Regions from separate parts of the Homo sapiens genome. Here region 1 is linked to region 2. The links are chromatin loops, found by intact Hi-C in ENCODE. Cell type or tissue: testis. All regions are shown on one strand. Links, peaks and the distances in the headings refer to the core of each region. The heading gives the core; the rest is flanking DNA.

Region 1 (5,110 bases), core at 1-4,000, 760 kb after region 2:
TGTCTGTACTCTCTTAAAAATGAATTACAATATGTAAACTAAACACAGAACATATAAAAATTGACATATACCCATGCAATCTATAAACAAAACACATGTATGGGGAAACAAGAAGTTATTAAATCAAGGTGGTAACAATCTTTTCCTTTTGTTCTCTATTTTTCCAGAATTCTTATGATGTGGTTATAGTAAGTACTTTTAAAGCATTTTTTCCACATTTAACTTACTTCCTCCATGACTCTACCAGTATTTTGATCAGTAATCATGGGCAGAAGAATGGAAATGAAGACTAAGGACTCCAGAATCCCAAAATTCACAGTATATTCAACAAAGAAAAAATCCCTACCATCCTTAAAAAGTTGGCAATCAATAGTTTCCAACCCTTTATGAAAATACATGGGGTATAGGCTGGGCGTGGTGGCTCACGCCTGTAATCCCAGCATTTTAGAGGCCTAGGCAGGTGGATCACTTAAGGTCAGGAATTTGAGACCAGCCTGGCCAACATGGTGAAACCCTGTCTCTACAGAAAAACAAAAATTAGCTGGGTGTGATGGCATATGCCTGTAGTCCCAGCTACTTGGGAGGTTGAGGTGGGAGGATGGCTTGAGTCTGGGAGGTGGAGGTTGCAGTGAGCTGAGATTGCACTACTGTACTCCAGCTTGGGCAACAGAGTCAGATCTTGTTTCAAAAATTAAAATTAAAATTAAAAATAAAGGAGAGGTGGAGAAAAGAGAGAAAACTTCTAATGTAAAAGAAAAATAAAGAAAAAAGCACATCAAGTTGTCATAAAATCATTGCCTGTGTGTTCATGACGTCAGATAAAATAGATTTGGAAACATTCAAATGCCAGCTGAAGGAAAGGAGTTTCTCCCACCCCTGAAACAAGGTAAACAGTGACCCACCTCTGTAATAAAAAGGAAACACGACAGTCAGGAGGTTAACAGAGCTCATCTGTTGCCACGATCTGCAGCTTGGCCTCTTAGGCTGACATTCACTTGAAGTCTATCATCTGATACAGTCACTTTCTTGGTTGTAATCTATGAGCTGCTGGTGTTTACTTGTGAGACTGTCTGGGAGCAGGAAGGGAAGGAAGGTAAATACACCAAAGCCCAGCTGAGCAACTGACAGGTTTTACATTTTATTTCCAGGAAATGAGATAGTATTTTCACAAAGAAGAGGTAAGCCATCCTCTCAAAATAGACACTGCCTTCAGAGGCAGCCATGGGGTACACCCAACCTATCCAAAACAACTGTCAACGGAGGTGTTTCCGAGGTATCAAAACAGTAACAACAACAACAAATTAAAAAAAAACAGAAGAGAACTCAAATAACTCTTTCGACATGTAGTGAGGCAGAGTCTACGAAGTACCCTGAAGCAGTTGGGTGCCGTGAATCCTGGTGGTGCTTCAGCCAATGATGGCAGCAGGGCTGGCCACCGTGGAAGGCAAGTGACTGAGGGCTTCCTAACTCAAGTCTCTGTCCCACAAGACTTCTCAGTTGACCTTCAGAGCAGCGGAGTCACGGCTAGAGAGAATCCTCCAGACCATCTCAGGCTCGCACTACCTGGCAGTCTTTCAAATGCCCTTAGAGCACGGTCTTCAGAACAATCTCTTTGCTTTGGAGAAAAAGAAGAGAAATAAATAAATGAGGAGCCTGTATTTCCCTTCCGTGGACTCCCTGCTTCCAGCCTCGCCACCCTGTCTCTTCCTCACACAGCAGCCATAGCGAACTGAGAAAACAGAAGTCAGATCATGTCACTCTCTGCTCAAAGCCCACTCCTCATTCCTCTCACAGTGAGTTAAAGTCAAAGTCCTTTCAAAGGCCTACAAGGCCCTACAAAATCTGCGTCTTGCTCAAGCTTCCTCTCCTACCCACTCCCCAGCGCTCACTCCACTCCCCAGCACTAGCCTCCTTGCTGCCCCTCCCACATACCAGCATGCTCCCCCTTACCATTCCCTCTTTCCCTACATGGCAGCATGGCCACCTCCTTCAGAGCTTCCCTCAAATAGTTCCTGCTCAGAGGTGCCTTCCTTGATTACCCTATCAAGAATTGCCAAGGCTTTCACCATCACCCCTTCTCCCCTTCTTGCTTGATTTTTCTCCATAGCATTAATTACATCTAACTTAGATTTTCACTTTTTACATTCTCAGCATCTAGAACAGTGCCTAGCACAAATCTGGCCCTCAATATATCTGTTAAAGATGTTAAAGAAAGGAATGAATTATATACAGGAATAGGCAGGGAGAGGCGGGAATTCTTCCTGTGTTCAGAGAGGGAGGGGACAAGAAAGGCTGTTTACTTACTAGCCTCCAGGCTTTTCCAATAGTCCGCTTCCTTGTGGGAATCCTGGCCTATGCCAAAGGCACAATAAAGTCACCAACCAAATTGTCCCCTTTCTCTGAGACTGAATTCTGGAATGCTTTGTTAGGGGGATTGAAAGGACTACAGAAGTTATTCGTCTCCCACTTCTGGGTAGCCTTTGAGGTGGTGGGCCTTGGGGCTGGGCATGCCCTCAGCCTTGGAGAGAGAGAACCAAGTAGGGTTCCCTCCCTCTTAGCTAACAGCCTCAACTATTAGCTCACAGAAGAATACAGAAGCCACAAGAAAGAAATTCTCTGGACACCCCTCAAGCAAACTTCCTTGCCCCACCCCCCCACGATACTCTTCTTTCTATAAAACAAAGAATGCACACTTCTCCTCTTAAAGACTAATTGCTTTCTGAGCTCTGTACTCCCTGTCTTCCCCTGCTTTCCAACGAGTCATGCCCTACCTGCTATCTTGGCTTTCCAGCATGCCCTTCTGTACAGGCTCCTTTCAATCTGCAATGGAACATGCTCAAATCTCGTCTTTAAAAAACAACAAAAACCCCATTTCACCCTACTTCCTCCTCCAAATACAGCCTTCTTTTGGTGGTGGTCCTCCCCATCTTAGTCACAGCCAAATTTTGTGAAGAAGTTATCTATTCTTTCTGTACTTCCTCACCTCATACTCACTCCCCAATCACTGTAAACTGACTTCTGACTCCACCATCCCCCACAACTTATACTAGATAAAGTCACCGATATCCCACATGCCTGCATACTCAATGGGCAATTTTTCATCCTTATCTTGTTTAATGTCTCAGCAGCATTTCAAACGCTGACTTCTCACTTTATAACTCTTCATAAACACATATTTACTGAAGAGCTACCATGTGCCAAACACTCTTCAATGCCCTGAAAATACTACAAGGAGAAAGATAAAATTCCTGCCCTCAAGGAGTTCGGAAATCTAGAGGCAAGAGTACACTAACAAATATTATTTCAATCTGGTAAATGCTTTCAAAGAAATATAGGGCAATGTAATGAGGGGGATCTACCCTAGACAAGAGTGTGGCCAGGAAGGCTCAAAGGACACCATGTAATGTCTTTTTTTTTTTTTAAAGAGATAGGGTCTGGCTCTTTTGCCCAGGCTGGAGTACAGTGGCACAGTCACAGCTTACTGGAGACTTAAACTCCTGGGTTCAAGGGATGCTCCAGCCTCAGCCTCCTGAGTAGGTGGGATCACAGGCATATGCCATCATGCCTAATTTTTTTTTTTTTTGAGATGGGGGTCTCACTATGTTGCCCAGGCTGGTCTTGAACTCCTGGCTTCAAGTGATCCTCTCACCTCAGCCTCCTAAGTAGCTGTGAGGACAGGCATGTGCCAGCTCTGCCTGCCCCACATCCCTGCCCCACATCCCTCTTTTTCCATCTCTCTCTTTGGCCATTCATCAGTCTGCCCTGCAGGCCCCTCTTCTACTACTCATCCCCTAATGTTGGTGTTTCTCATGGCTAAGAACTTGCCCTTTGGCTCTTAATACCACAGAGACGGTAACAGTGGTTCATCCACTTCCATGGCTCATGATCCCCAAACCTAGAATCTCAACTTGGCCTGTCCTTCAGGCTCCAGATCCACACATTCAAATAACCACTGAACAGCTCCATTGATGTCCTCAGGTGCCTTAAACTTTCCAGTTGAAAACTAAATTTGTCTGCTCCAACTACTCCTATTTTAGTAAATGCATCATCATCAACTCAGGTGCCCCAATAGAAAGAAACCTAGACATGATCTGAGCTCCCTTGCAGTCCCCACAGCACATCAGTCCCACAGACCTGTGGATTCTACCTCCTTAACTACCTCTTGAATCTATCCACTCTGGCCATCCCTGCTGCTACTTCTCTAACCTAGCCACCATCATCACTGGCCATGATTACTGCCTTTATTCTTGTTCCCAGCACCATGTCGTCTCTTCACTACAGCCAGACTAACCTATCCAGAAAAACACAAACATCAACAGTCAGATCTCCACTTCATATCTTCTGTTTCCCCCTGCCCCTAGACTAACTCTGCAACATGTCTGTAACACCCTGCATGACCCAGTCCTGCCAACTTTTCCAGGCTGAATGCTCAATATTCTCTCTAGCACTCTGTACTTCTCTCAGCCCCTAAAAACCCCTTGCTTTTGCTTCTTGTCCTTTCACCTAAAATACACTCCATGTCCTTCACTGACTCAGGGAAGCCTTTCCTTGACTTAGCACCCTTTATTTCTCATATTGTAGGACTTTACTATAAGGAACCTAGGGCCTGCACTTAGAGCAAAAGTTCCATGAGGGGAGAGACTGCACATGCCCTCTTTGCTTTTATCCCCAAGCACTTAGCATTTAGTAGGTGCTAAGAAAAAGGAAAGACCCAGGACTGGGCGTGGTGGCGCATGCCTATAACCCCAGCGCTGTGGGAAGCTGAGGTGGGCTGATCCTATGAGCCCAGGAGTTCAAGACCAGCCCAGGCAACATAATGAAACCCCATCTCTACAGAAAATACAAAAAATTAGCCAGGCATGGTGGCGCACGCCTGTAGCCCCAGCTACTAGGGAGGCTGAGATGGGAGGATGCTTGAGCCCAGGAGGCGGAGGTTTGCAGTGAGCTGAGATCATGCCACTGCACTCAGCCTGGGTGACAGAAAAAAAGGAAAGACCCAGAAGAAAGGAAGCAAGTAAGAGATATTTCTTTGGGGTTGGTTCTGGCTCAAGTTTAATGAGACAAGTGTAAAAGCAGTCCAAACTCTCCAGGATACAGAAAGTAACTGAAG
Region 2 (13,128 bases), core at 4,127-8,126:
TCACGCGACTTTCAGATGTGGCCTCATGGACGGGAAGGTCACCTCCACCACACGCGCTCCTGCCCGTGTCCAAGGGGAGAGGCTCCGCTTTTCCACGGGAGGAGCGCCAGAATTGAGGGAAAGAACATGTTTAACAATCACGACATCTCCACAACATTTCTCATTCGCTCTCTGACCAGTGCCACTCAACGTGTCATCTCGTCACAAGACAAGGAGCTTATACCAGAAGAGACATCAGCATGCTGCCCCTTCGTCAGGACAGTCTTGTCAGCTGACCCAACTGCGCTGCCTCTCAGGGTCCTGGGACACAGCGGAAGACCCCAGGTACTCTGAGCCTCCCCCAGGTTACGCAGGGCCGGAAGTTTATACAGTTTGGGAGCCCCCCTTTAAGAAAAAGAGTAAAAATTCTGACTCCCAAATTAGGTACAACATGGGAAAAGAATTCCCAACAAATTACACGTTTTAAAGTCAACAAACACCCAGATGTCTGCAGTTCACCCTCACTGGTGGTGACACATCTGTCACATTTTGTTCCTACTTTGCTTGGCTGTGTCCTCTTTCATCACCCTTTCCCATGATAATGATCTTGTAATATCATGTAGGAATAGAAAGATTCCTCAATCTTTCCTTGAGCATGGTCGATCTCTGTTTTGAATTATTGATACTTTAGAAAAGTTTCTGTCATCTTCACAACTCTTATTGGCATAGTCATGTAAATTTTTAGAACTGTCATCAAATGTGGGGCAACTGTTACCAAGTTTCTTTCATATCTGAGCTGTAAGATTCTAGAACACCCCCAGCATTCCTAAACTCATCTTTAATGCTCTGACAGGAGTGTGGTGCGCTTCTGATTGTGCGGCACTGTCGAGCGTGTTCCTAAGAGCGAATGTCTGTATCGAGCAGGTATTGATGAGAATCAAGTCTTCCTGGTTTATATTCACACACCTGCTGGTGGGAAGAATTTTCCACAGACTTCCGGCTCCACATATATCAAGCCTCATCTCTCCTCCACAACCGGTACTCCCTGTTCCAGGTCCCGTAGGACACGTTCCTATCACAGTACAACCGTGGCCTTGCTCCTTCTGGTTACGACACCAGGTGTCAGGCAATGGACAAGAAGCATGTTCTTGAAGCCAGCCCTACCCCAGGATGACTGGCAATGACCTACTAAATGCAGAAGTGACTGTGAACGCACAAATATATCCCACTAACCTCAAACGAATCGTGTCCCTAACTCTGCTTACCCTTAGCCAGAACCCAAAAGTACCATGTGGCCTCAACATCACCCAACAGAACAGGAAGTGTGAAGGAAGGGAAGTTAGAATGGAAGGAGGGAATGGTTTTAACCAACTGCAGTTAAAGTATCTCACTTTTGCAAATTTTATAAAATCTTGGGAACATGCAAACACATTGCCGAGGCCCAATCACGAGTGAGGGGCCTCAAGCTAAGGCTTTGTCTCCCGGTAAATCCATGCCAGTGCCCCACCAAACTGTTGCTACCCCCTCACCCAACCTCACTCACTCCTCACGACCCTGTTCCATATGTCCGTGAGAACACAGAGCAGAAGGATACCACCCCCGCTTGCCTGCCCTGTGCCCACACCTGCCACCCTGCGCTCTACACCCCATCATGGGCATCGATCCCAAATTTCTCCCTCGCTACGGGATCATTCCAACAGCATAAAAACATGCAGCAACTTCTCCTTATTCAAAAGTAAACTCCCTCGCCCCCACATCCACTCTCCTGCCCATTTGCTTCCATTGTAGCAAAACTGCTTGAAGAAGAGGTCCAGCTGGGCAACCTTTCCAGTCTCCCTCCCCAGGAATTGGTCCCCAGCGCCGGGACGGTTGGTGCCTGGGCAGCAGCTCACAGAAGTGGCCACTCCCTGCTCCTCGAAATGCTCCTTTCCCCGCCTGGCTTCTGGGACTCCCATCTTTCTGTCTCTTCCTGCTTTGCTGGCAGCTTCTTCTAGGTCTCCTCTGCAGGTTCCTCCGTCCCTCTGGATGGCATCCCCAGGCACAGCCTCCATCCGTCTCTTCTACATTTACACTCCCTTCTTTGGTGTCCTTGGCCCAGCTTGTGGCTTTAAATACTAGCTCTATGCAGGTGACTCGAAACTGTGTATCTCATTTGTACACCGACATCCACAGCAGCCTCATTCACAGTAACTACAACATGGAAGCAACCCCAGTGCCCACTGACAAAGGGGTGGGCAAGCACGTGTGTTTCATCATACGGTGCAGTAGCATCCACCTTAAGAAGGACACAGACATATCTACCATGTGGATGAGCCCGGAGGACATCGTGCTGGGTGAAATCGGCCAGACACAAACAGACGAGTACTGTATGATTCCACTTCCAGTTCTGGAGATGGACGGTGGCAATGGTTGCACCACATTATGAATAGATTGAATAATACTAAACTGTACACTTAAAGATGGTTCAGAAGGGAAACTGCGTGTTCTGCATATTTTACTACCATAAAAATTATTGGGGAAAAATGCCCATCTCCAGCCAGGACCTCTCCACTGAGCCCTGGAACTGTGTATCCAGGCACCACCTCCCCAACCCCCCAGCCCCGCCACACACACACACACACACACACACACACACACATTCTAGCTGGGTGTCTCGTCTACACCTCAGCCGTCTGCTCTCATCCCACCCCCTTCACGCTCCTGCCTGTCGTTCATTAACGGCATCTCTATCTTTCCAGCGGCTCACACTCCAAACTAGAAATTGTCTATAGTTCCTCTCTTCTCTCACCCACACCCAGCCTATCGGCGACTCCTGCTATCTCCATCCTCAAAAATCAGTCCAGGATCTTGCTCTTCTCACCACCTCCCTGCCACCTTGGAGCACTGAGCCTTCCTGCTGGCCTCCCGGACCAGCCAGCCGGTCCTCTGGTCTGTGTACCTCCCTCACTCCCTGCAGGCTGTTCCTCGCACAGTGGCAGCCTGACCGAACCCCCAAGCGGCAGGCAGGGCCCTCCATGCCCATCGCAGACAAAGACCCTCAGACCCTATGCTTCTCCCCCTGCTCCCTTCCCCCTGCGTATCGTGTATGCCTGTCACCCCTCTAATATTCTTTGCACTGCCCTTATTTTGTTCCCTATAGCTGTAGTTTGGGTCACCATCATATCCCCAGTGTCTGGGATGCTGCCTGGCATATAGCAGGTGTTGAATGAAGGTCACCCTAGCCAGGGCTGTGGGCTGGAAGATGCCCCTAATGGGGCTGCCACGGTGCAGACCCAGAGCTTTACCTCTGGGGTCTATGTCTTGGTCCCCACCCCCACCCCGAACTTGGGCACCTTGTCATACACAGCAGATCCCTCTCCTCCTAGTCTGGGAGTCCCTCCTCTTCAGCTCCTCCTGGTGTTTGGTGGATGTGGGCCTGAGGACTCCAGAGACACTCCAGCTCCCTGTCAGCAAGTTCTCCCATCGAACCCTGTGATGTGTGCCCCAGGCCCCTTCAACTGCACTCCTCACTGCTAGGATTGATAGAGCTGCCTGGAAGAGGTGGCCAGGAGGGGAGCCTGAGGTGTGGGGTCCTTCCAGGTCGAAAACTCAAAAGGCCTTTTATTAGGTCCCGGGTCTGGGGTGCTCTCATCTGCCAACAATTCAATCACCTAACCCTGTGGGACGCTCCAGAGGGTGTGCAGCGGGAGGGCCAGGCCTGGGCCCAGCACGCACTCGGTGTTGCCATCTTCCTGCTCCAGGCACTTTTTCCATCCCAGGCTCTCCAGTGACGGGCAGGAAACACCCTTCTGTGTTTCTGTGTGAATTTGGGCACAGCATTTAAGCCAAAGGAAAGGTGACATTCCATCTGTCTGCCCAGCCAAACATCTGGGTTGCTGGATGGCATACCACAGAAGCCCGGAGATAGGAACTTCCAGGCTGACCTGAAGGGAGTGAATTTGACTACTCTAGGTACCTCCAAGTGGAATCACACAGGATCAAGGGAGAGTTTTTCAGGTGTTTGGCGCACAGTAGGTGCTCAATGAACCAGGGCAACTTTTCCCAAGGTGTGCTGATTAAGAAAAGTTTTTTTGGTAACAAATAAGCTTGGTGTTGCCACAGCCACCTTTCCCAGGGTTTTTAAATTAAAAAAAAAAATACATATATATGTTTAGATATGGGCTCTCAGGCTGTTGCCCATGCTGGAGTGCAGTGGTGCAATCCTAGCTCACTGCAGCCTCCAACTCTGGGCTCAAGTGATCCTCCCGCCTCCACCTCCTGAGTAGCTGGGACTATCAGGCGTGTACCACCACCCGCTCCCCGCAGCAATTAAATTTTTTTTTTTTTTTTTGCATCACATGCCACATGCAGGGTTTGAAAAGAAAAAAAAAATATTTTTTCGTAGAGATGAGGTCTCACCATGTTGCCTGGTCTCGAACTCCTGGACTCAAGGGATCTTCCCACCTTGGCCTCCCAAAGTGCTGGCATTATAAGCTCAAGCCACCGCCCTCAGCCTTCAGGGTTTTAAACATGTGCTGTGTTGTGATGTGCCAGCTGCCTGCATCTTCCAAAGCAGCTCTGATCAAAACCAACACTCTATGTTGCATCTCAGAGACCTGAACTCCCTGAAACCCACTTTCAGAGAACAGTAAGGCAGGTTTCTGAGGACTTGGCCCCTCAGTTCCCAGGAAGGGCTTCCATCATTCCCTTATTAAAGCATTTCAATTTTTCAATCAATGTTATATGTTTAACTGTAGTCGTAAATATAAGGCCTACTGCATTCCTATCTCCTACCCCAAAGAAAACCAATTTTAACTTCTAAGCTTTTTCCTCCTCTTTTACCTCCATATTTCTAAATAACATACTACTCTCAAGTTTTCAGCTTTGGACATCCTTTGTTGATTTCCTGCTAAGAACAAGAACTTGGCTCTCTTATCCTCTGCCACCAATACACAGGCACATTCTTTCCCTCTCCCAGTCTCCTACTGAGATCCAGCATATATTTTTACCAGAGCAATATTCACTAGTATTTGTGTTTACATTATTTGTACGTAAATATTATTCACAGCTGAGTCACACAGGGTCTGCAGCTCCTCTTCCTGTGTATTTCTGCTTAGGCATTAATACACTGTTATTACTTGCTTAATTGTCTGTATCTGTCTCTGATTCTTAGACCTTCTCCAAGCCCTCTGACAGGACCCAGTGCTGACAAGATATGGGGCCACCTCGCAGGCCTCGAGCTGTGTGCTGAGTTCCCCCAGAGCCCGCCCCAGGTCCCAAGTCTCCATGTCTTTCTCCGATCACTCCTCCCTCACTGCAGCCTTCCCCCATGTAGTTGCGAGAATGGCTGCTGAGGAAATCAGGTTTTGAGACTCCTGCAGACTTCTCTTGGGTATCTGTGTTACTGTTGTGCCCATCTGGGGCCCTCTCTCTTGGAGACCCCCTTCTTGGGGCTAGAGGGGCTGCTCACAGCTCCCTGAATGTGCTGCTGATGGCTCCCTTGAAGACCACGGCCCACTCCCACCCATGGTTTCCTGTTTCTCACGCCACCCAGCAGGAAGGTTTCTGCTTGTCTTCCCACCATCCCCTCTTCTTGCTGTGGACTGTTGTTGGCATAACAACAGTTATGTTGTTGCTGTGGACTGTTGCTCTGTGAAGCAATCAGGAAGGAGCTGACGCAGACCCAGTTCCTGTGGACCAGTGGGCAGAGCACAGCCCACTGCTCCCTGCAGGCCCGCCTCACACCCAGGCCACCAAGGCCCTCTCTTGCCCTTTGCCCCCGTGCTTGTTCATCGCCACTGGGCCTCTGATTTCCTCTGAGGATTTTCATCACGCTCATGACAACTATGCGGTCAATATCTCTGTCCTAAAAGAAGTGGGGACAGGTCCCACTCCTGTGCCTCGCCCCTGCCCTGCCAAATGTTTTTTGAACATTTAAAAATGTAGTTAAGTTCATCCTATACACCAAAGAGTGCCACAGCACACACCTCCTCCAAGCCAGCCTTTGGGAGCCTTCGTCATCCATCCTGGAGGCCCTTCCTAGGGTGGGGTTCGGGTCTAGGGCATGCTGCCTTCCCTCAGGACCCAGCACCCACCCCACCCACGCCTGGGGCCCTCAGGGCTGGGGCTCGTTTTCTGATCCCCCCCAGTGTGTAACCTCCTGGCTGCTGGCACAGGCTTGGCCCTGCAGACCCACCTTTACCCCAAGGCCAGTCCCGCAGCTTCCCAGGGCAGAGGCTCCCAACAGAAAGCAAGGAAGCGGCTGTTTAGCCTGGACACTAACTGGACGAGTGCCTCCAAGTACTGCAGACGGTCTCTGCACACAGGCCCCCATCTCTTTCCAGCCCTGGCCAGGGAGATGGGTCAGTTTTCCCAGCAACCCAGGGGGCACTTAGGAGAAGGGGTGAAACAAGAAAACCAAACTTTCATACGATTGGTTTAATTTTTTTTTTCAGCAGGAGAAAAAAGAATAAAGTTACAAGATTCTTTTAATATTTTCACAATGTTAAAACTAAAACTGAGCTCTAGGCTATGTGTGTAAGTAAATCTAGAACACAAAAGGGTTAAATAAGATTTTCTCTTTTAAAGATACAAGAATTTAAGCTTTCCTTACATTTAACAAACTTCACAGAACAGATACTGCAGGGGAACAAGCCCCACCCCCCACCCCCCCCAGCTCTAAGTCAGGAAGCGAACATGGGCTTCGCTCCCCCAGGCCAGCTCCCCTGGGCTCCTTCCCATGGCTGCCTCCACGCAGCAGGCAGAGGAGGGGGCGGGGGGCCCTGGGGAGGGCCGGGAAGGGCTCGCACAGCCTCTTCGGGACCAGAGCTTGGCGGAAGCCTATGGGGGGCTGCCTCACTGAGGATGGCCCGTATGGTGGCCAAGGGCTGTGGCTTGACAGCAGTGGTAAACGCTGGGCAGACCTGGCCCCTCTGCCCTGGGTTGCCCTAGAGCAAGACACCGGTCTGGGTCCTGAAGCAAGAATTAAGGCTGGGGATTTTGCAGCGGGTTCCACTCTGGTGGGTGGAGGGTGGGAAGAGCATGACTTCCTATTTCAGTACGTCGGATCAAAAAACATTTGCAGTTGCAGGTGTTCAGCTGTTAATTTGCAGACAGAGTTGAACCATTTGTTGTTTTATAAAAAGGAAAGTTGCTGGGTTAAACTATTCCAGTAGCCTATGTGTGGGCAGATCCACGCTGCCTCCGCAGGGGCCTCCTGCCCTCACCCACCTGGATCTGATGCGGCACTAGGACCACTGGGACTGCTCACCCTGCCTGGGCTTTCAAGGGAATCCTGATCCTGTCCACCCAGCCCCAGCCCCACCTGACTGGTAGTGATTTCCTAACATGGGGCAACCAGGCCCACCCCCACCCTTCCCCACCTGGCGTGCGCAGTTGCAGCTGCTGAAATCCTCTGTGAACATGAGGGGGCACAGGTGGAGAAATGTACCCTCAGGCCCTCACCTACCAGAGCAAATATCACTCTCGGAGCTGGGCCACAGCCACAAACCGCTGTTCTAGACAGATCCAAACCCACTGTCCCTGGGACGTATGCTGCCTTCCCTTACTAAACTTGCTATATGGTAGATGTGGACTGGGTGTCCTTGGACTATGGGGCTGCATAGAAACGAGAATGGAGGCCACGACATCATCCTCTTGGCCCCTGGAGGCACGGGCGGCTCCAGCTGGAAGGGGCAGAGCCCGTGGGCGGCAGCTTCCCCAGCTGCTGCTCCCAGCACTTCTACTGATTCTTGTTGGCTATGAAATGTCTTTTTAAAAAACTCCCAATATAGAAATCTGGCTGCAGAGGCCAGTGTGCAGACCCAGCCACCGCGCTGTGCTGCCATTCGCCACATCTGGTCCGTGCCAGATCCCTGCACTGGCGAATGGCAGACCAGAGCCGGCGGAGGCGGGGCACTCTGGCTGCTTCTCGTGACCTTGGATCCTGTGTAGAAAAGGCGGGTCTCGTTCGTGGACTAGTCTTGAGTGGAGCTAATTTTCAAAGTGAGGTTACTGTTTCTCTTCTTGTGTGATGAGTTTTTTCATAGCAAGTCAGGTAAAAAAATTTCCGTAAGAATCTGTCCCCCACCCCCCATTTCCAGCTCTGTGGGAGAGTGAGGCCACCACCCAGCCCAGCCACGTGGCCAATCTCAGCAGCCTCCCGTGGCCAAGGCACACGTGGCCATCAGGTATCCTGGCTACTGGGACTAAGGATAAGTGAAGAGGTGAAAGGCCGATCATTAAACAGAGTTTCTGGCAAAGCCATGTGCGTCGTGGGAACTTTAACACCAGCTTCTACTCCTCTATTAACTCAGAGTCTCCGTCTGGAACACTTTCCACTTAAGGCTTTTTATAAGTTTGACTCCAGCAGTGACAGGTATGTGTTGTTTTAAATCCACTAGCCATGCTCAAAAAAAAAATATTCTTCATGTTTTAATTTTATACAATGGCTAGCAGGCACCTTAGTAACCAGCCAGAAATCAATTTCAACCACCATCAACCCCTAAACTACAGTACCAGGATGGCTGGCTAAAGAAAGGAAACGGACTGGCTGCAGTCTGACGCGTGCCCAGTACAAGGTGTCTGGCTGACTTTGTCCTAAATAAGGCTAACATTAGTGAACTAAGAACAGCGTCACGTGGTGGCCATGCCTGGCCTTCAGGAGCACCCCTCCCCGATGCGCTGGCAGGAGCGCCCCACTTTCCGGTCCAGCTTCACCATTTTCATGATGGCTTCCTCCCGGCCACGGCCCATGTGGTCGAATGTGCAGTCGTGCTGCTCGGGGAGGCGATGTAACATACAGAACACATAACCTGCAGCAGCGGGAGAAGCAGAGGAAAGAGTGTGTTAGGGTGGCCTCCAAGTGCGCAGAGCCTCACAATTGCCTTTGTCCAGAGGATGGAGGGGCATCCCAGTGAGTGGACAACACTCACTGCAGGGGTTCCTGATGCAGCAGAGAGCTCACTCCAACACCTGCACCCTGGAGCAAGAGGGTCAGCACTTTGCATTCCACAGCTGCTCAAGCCTGTCCCTGCCTGGACCCTTGAAGGGTAGAACCCTAAGTTGATGGCTGCGAGACACAGCCCTGTCCTTGCAAATGAGTGGGCTCTGCGCTCCTCTCCAGCACCATGCAGGCGGAAGAGCACAGGCTGTCAGCTCAGCTCTCTGCTTGGCTCGGGCAAACTGTGATTTCCACCACAGGATGCCCACCATTTCTAGGAGGCAGGAGAAATGATTATGTCTTAAATGACATTCCACCTCCTGTACAGCCGGGGCTTGAGAGGATGGTGGGAGTGATCAAACCACAACCCAAAAATGAGTGGGAGCTCTCAAAGGAAAGTGGATTATTTCTAGTGCTAGAAAAAGTATTAGATAGAAACAGAGGAGACAGCAATGCTGGGCTCCAATCGCCATCTCCAAGGAATCTGACACTTCTAACTGCACTGGGTAGGTGAGAGAGGTTGAGATGCCCACACTCGGGCCCCCAGCTGTCCTTCCCTCCACTGGGTAGGTGAGAGAGGTTGAGATGCCCACACTCGGACCCCCAGCTGTCCTTCACTCCACTGGGTAGGTGAGAGAGGTTGAGATGCCCACACTCGGACCCCCAGCTGTCCTTCACTCCACTGGGTAGGTGAGAGAGGTTGAGATGCCCACACTCAGGCCTCCAGCTGTCTTTCCCTCCCAGAAGCGCAGGATGCTGCAAGGCTCTTTTTGAAGCAGAGAAATCCAAGGGAGACACTGGTCTGGCAAATAAGAGAAAAAGACCAGTGATGAAAGATCAAGAGGCCTATCGAGCAGGGAGCCGGTACAGGTAAAGTCACTCTGGGTCAGGAACAAGGAGGGGAGGGCTGCAGGGAGCCAGGAGCCAGGCTCAGAGAACTCAGGGCGCAGCTGCACCGGGGTGTCTCCCATTCCCTCCAGCTTCCCAGGCAATCTCTAGAGCGGCCGATACGCATGTGGAGCACAGACGTCTGAGGTCCCCAGAGTCTGCTGGCCGCCTCTTTCAAAACGCTGGGGAGAACAAGATCAGGGCTAGGAAGACACCTGCCAGTGCTGGCTGGCTCCTCATCACCTTCTCATCCCATCAGCATTATCTCACCACACCTCCAGGCCCCGTGGGCCTGGATCAGGTCCACAGGAGCAAGCTTCCAGGTAAATCTAGATCCATTCCTAAACCTGTTCTCCCTGTCTGGAGCAGGCATCCCACAGCAGCCTGCCCAAGCAAACACTCTCCTTACTTGTTTTCCAACCAACAGCATCTCTTTTCAGACTTCTTTCTTTTAAGCCCTCATCCAGGCCATAAAGAACAGGCAGCCACCCCTTGCAAACTGACTCATCCCTCCTCACATCCTCAACTTCTTTTCAGAGATGTAGAGGCTGTGCTTTTAGAAGAACAGCAAGAGCCCAAGCAAGGACGAAGTGGCCACAGGATGAAGAGTTTCAACAGCCTTAAGATTTAAGGTTAAGATTCAATAGCCTTAACTTCTAAGATTAACTTCACCTATATTCCTCAGCCTGAGGGAAGAAAAGTGTGTGATGTACTCAATGGCTGGGGACTAACCAGTCTCAAGGATGTAGCTGGCACTCACACCCTACTAGGAAGTCTTGAGCCCAGGCTGTGTGCAAGGGACATGTACACAGCCTAGGGGGCTGGAGTGACCCAGCTGAGCTTGGGCCATCCATTGTGTGAGGAAACATTATTAACTGCTTCCCAGGGAGAGCAGGGCAGTATGTTTGACTCTAAATTGGGATTGGGTTTAAGGAAAAGAACAGAGATGCAATTTCTGTCTCCCGAGAAGCCGAGCTCCCACTTGGTCCAAAAGCAAAGTTAAGATTAATGAGCTCATGTGTTACATTTACTGATAAGTTCATTACTCGAAGATATTGGATACCAGTTGTCTTTCTCCTAAAGGATTTTGCAGCAGAGGCATGGATGGCCTCAATATGCATCCTCCATCTAACAAGTAAATTCATCTTTTTGTAGCAAAGCCTACCTGGTGAGGGAGAACCTGCTGCCAGTCAGGGCTTAGGGTAGGGGCACCAGCAGGATGGCATCAGGATGTGTCTATAGACATTTTTGTCACCAAGTCCTGACATACTTCTGTACTTTCAGCATCTATAATAAGGGGTGGGTGGACCCCTGCTGCCCCTTCCCTTTCTTCAAGATATTGGGATGATTCAGAAGGTCCCAAGGGCTCTCCTCTCTTTCTGATGAATGGTGCTGGCTGAATAAAAGCAGCAGGAAATGGATTACTGCTGGAATTAACTTGGCTCCTGGCTCAGCTTAACACCTCATTAGTCAAAGATGGACTGGGGTGGAAGGGAAATGCTACATCTGGCCCCCCTTCTCCATGTTTGCTTAGCTTGCCTTCCGCCAGCTAGTGAGCAGCCAGCTTGGTGGATGTGAGAGCCCCAGGACTCTGGAAAAAGGAACAGGGAGTGACACCCACAGTAGCTACCCTGATATTCCCTCTACCGCCCAAGGAGTAGCTACCTGATACTCCCTCTACCCTCTATCACAGTAGCTACCCTGACATTCCCTCTACCAGCCCAAAACACCTTATTTCTCTGCCCAGGTTCTGTGTACCTGTTAGACACATCTTGACACTTGGCTTAGGTTTTTTTTTTTTTTTTTTTGAGACAGGGTCTTGCTCTGTCACCAGGCTGGAGCGCTGTGGTGCGATCCTAGCTCACTGCAGCCTCAACCTTCTGGGCTCAAGAGGTCTTCCTGCTTCAGCCTCCCCAGTAGCGCAACTACAAGCACACATCACCACACCTAGCTGTTTTTTTATACTTTATTTTTGTAGAGACAAGGTCTCACTATGTTGCCCAGGCTGGTCTCACACTCCTGGCTTCAAGCATTCCTCCCGCCTTGACCTTTCCAAGTGCTGGATTGCTGGGATTAGAAGGCACCCTCTAATCCCAGCACTTTGAGAGGCCAAGGCAGGAGGAATGCTTTCAAAAATCCACGCCCAGCCAGCTTGCATTTTTGAAAGGTAAAAACTATTAAACAGCAGATAGATTTTGGGAGCAGCGCTGGTAGCAATGAGAATATATGGCACTGTAATTCACTGGAGAAAACTTTGGGGGAAACTCTGGAGGGCTAACTTCCCAAGTAGCTGCACTGAGGTTATTAGATGGCATAAATTAAGCTCAATTCTTTCTCCTGTCAGGATCATTCACTAAGAGGAAGTTATGTCTGGAACTTGTCCCAAATGCTGAGCAGGTATTATCTACCGACAGCAGCCAATGGTGAAATGCATTTTGGTGTCAGAAGGGGGTTGTCCTGGATACAGGGGATGGCGGGTAGAGGTGCATGGGAATGACTGGTGGATGGGATGAATCTTTATCCTCTTTTCTTGGTACTCACAGATCTGTTTCCAGAAACCACTACAAGTGTCATGAACCTTGGGTTGCTCTCTGATTGAATTCTGGGATCCAAGCTGGGTAAGGAGAGAGATGAGTCCAGGCTGCTACAGAAGATTATTTTCCATAATTTCAATATGAGCAGTTTTAAAACACAGAGGATTTATAGTCATGTTAGCTAGGCCAGCCTTAACACTTCCTCTACCTCATTTCTTAGAAACCAACAAGGGCCTTTCCAGAGAGGGCCAAGGACGGTGGCATCCAGAAGGGATGAAAACACTGAGTACACAGAACTGACCTGCTGAACTACGACAGCAGCTCTGGTATTATTACCCAGGGTAGCATGTAATTCTTTTTTCCCCAGATTTTAAAAAGTTATATATTAAAATCAAATTCAAATAAAGCCATATATTCACAGCCGGCTGATCTTTGACAAAGCCAATGAGAACTTACACTGGGAAGAGGAAATCCTCTTCAATAAATGGTGCTCAGAGAATTGGCCTGCTACATGCAGAAGAGTGAGACTGGACCCCTATCTTTCACCACACACAAAAATCAACTCAAAATGGACTCAAGACTTCAACTCAAGACCTGAAACTGTAAGAATACTACAAGAAAACCTAGGGAAAACTCTTATGGACATTGATCTAGGCAAAGAATTTATGACTAAGACCTCAAAAGCACAGGCAACAAAAACAAAAATAGACAAATGAGACTTAACTAAATTAAAAGCTTCTGCACAGCAAAGGAAATAATCAAACAGGTAAAGAGAAAACCTGCCAAATGGGAAAAAATATCTGCAAA

Evidence for each region. Peaks named below come from ENCODE experiments on the same cell type or tissue, not always from the same donor. Only the 100,000 strongest peaks of a DNase experiment are listed, where the experiment ranks them.
Region 1: it touches region 2 in a loop (4-fold over the local background); 1 of 110 quality-filtered maps calls a loop at or near these places.

Annotation. Positions count from the first base shown.
Region 1 is chr6:37,387,247-37,392,356 of GRCh38, reverse strand. RNF8 (ring finger protein 8) reads right to left here. Exons shown (of 8, transcript NM_003958.4): 8 at 1-1,615. The coding sequence ends at 1,599. Among named protein-coding and RNA genes, the nearest start is that of RNF8, 36 kb to the right of the region's middle. In testis, for the core only: no CTCF peak of the experiment used is centred there; a DNase peak (open chromatin) is centred at 1,536.
Region 2 is chr6:38,147,878-38,161,005 of GRCh38, reverse strand. ZFAND3 (zinc finger AN1-type containing 3) reads right to left here. Exons shown (of 6, transcript NM_021943.3): 6 at 6,382-8,771. The coding sequence ends at 8,617. Among named protein-coding and RNA genes, the nearest start is that of BTBD9-AS1, 330 kb to the left of the region's middle. RefSeq lists an enhancer at 7,349-7,969. In testis, for the core only: no CTCF peak of the experiment used is centred there; no DNase peak of the experiment used is centred there.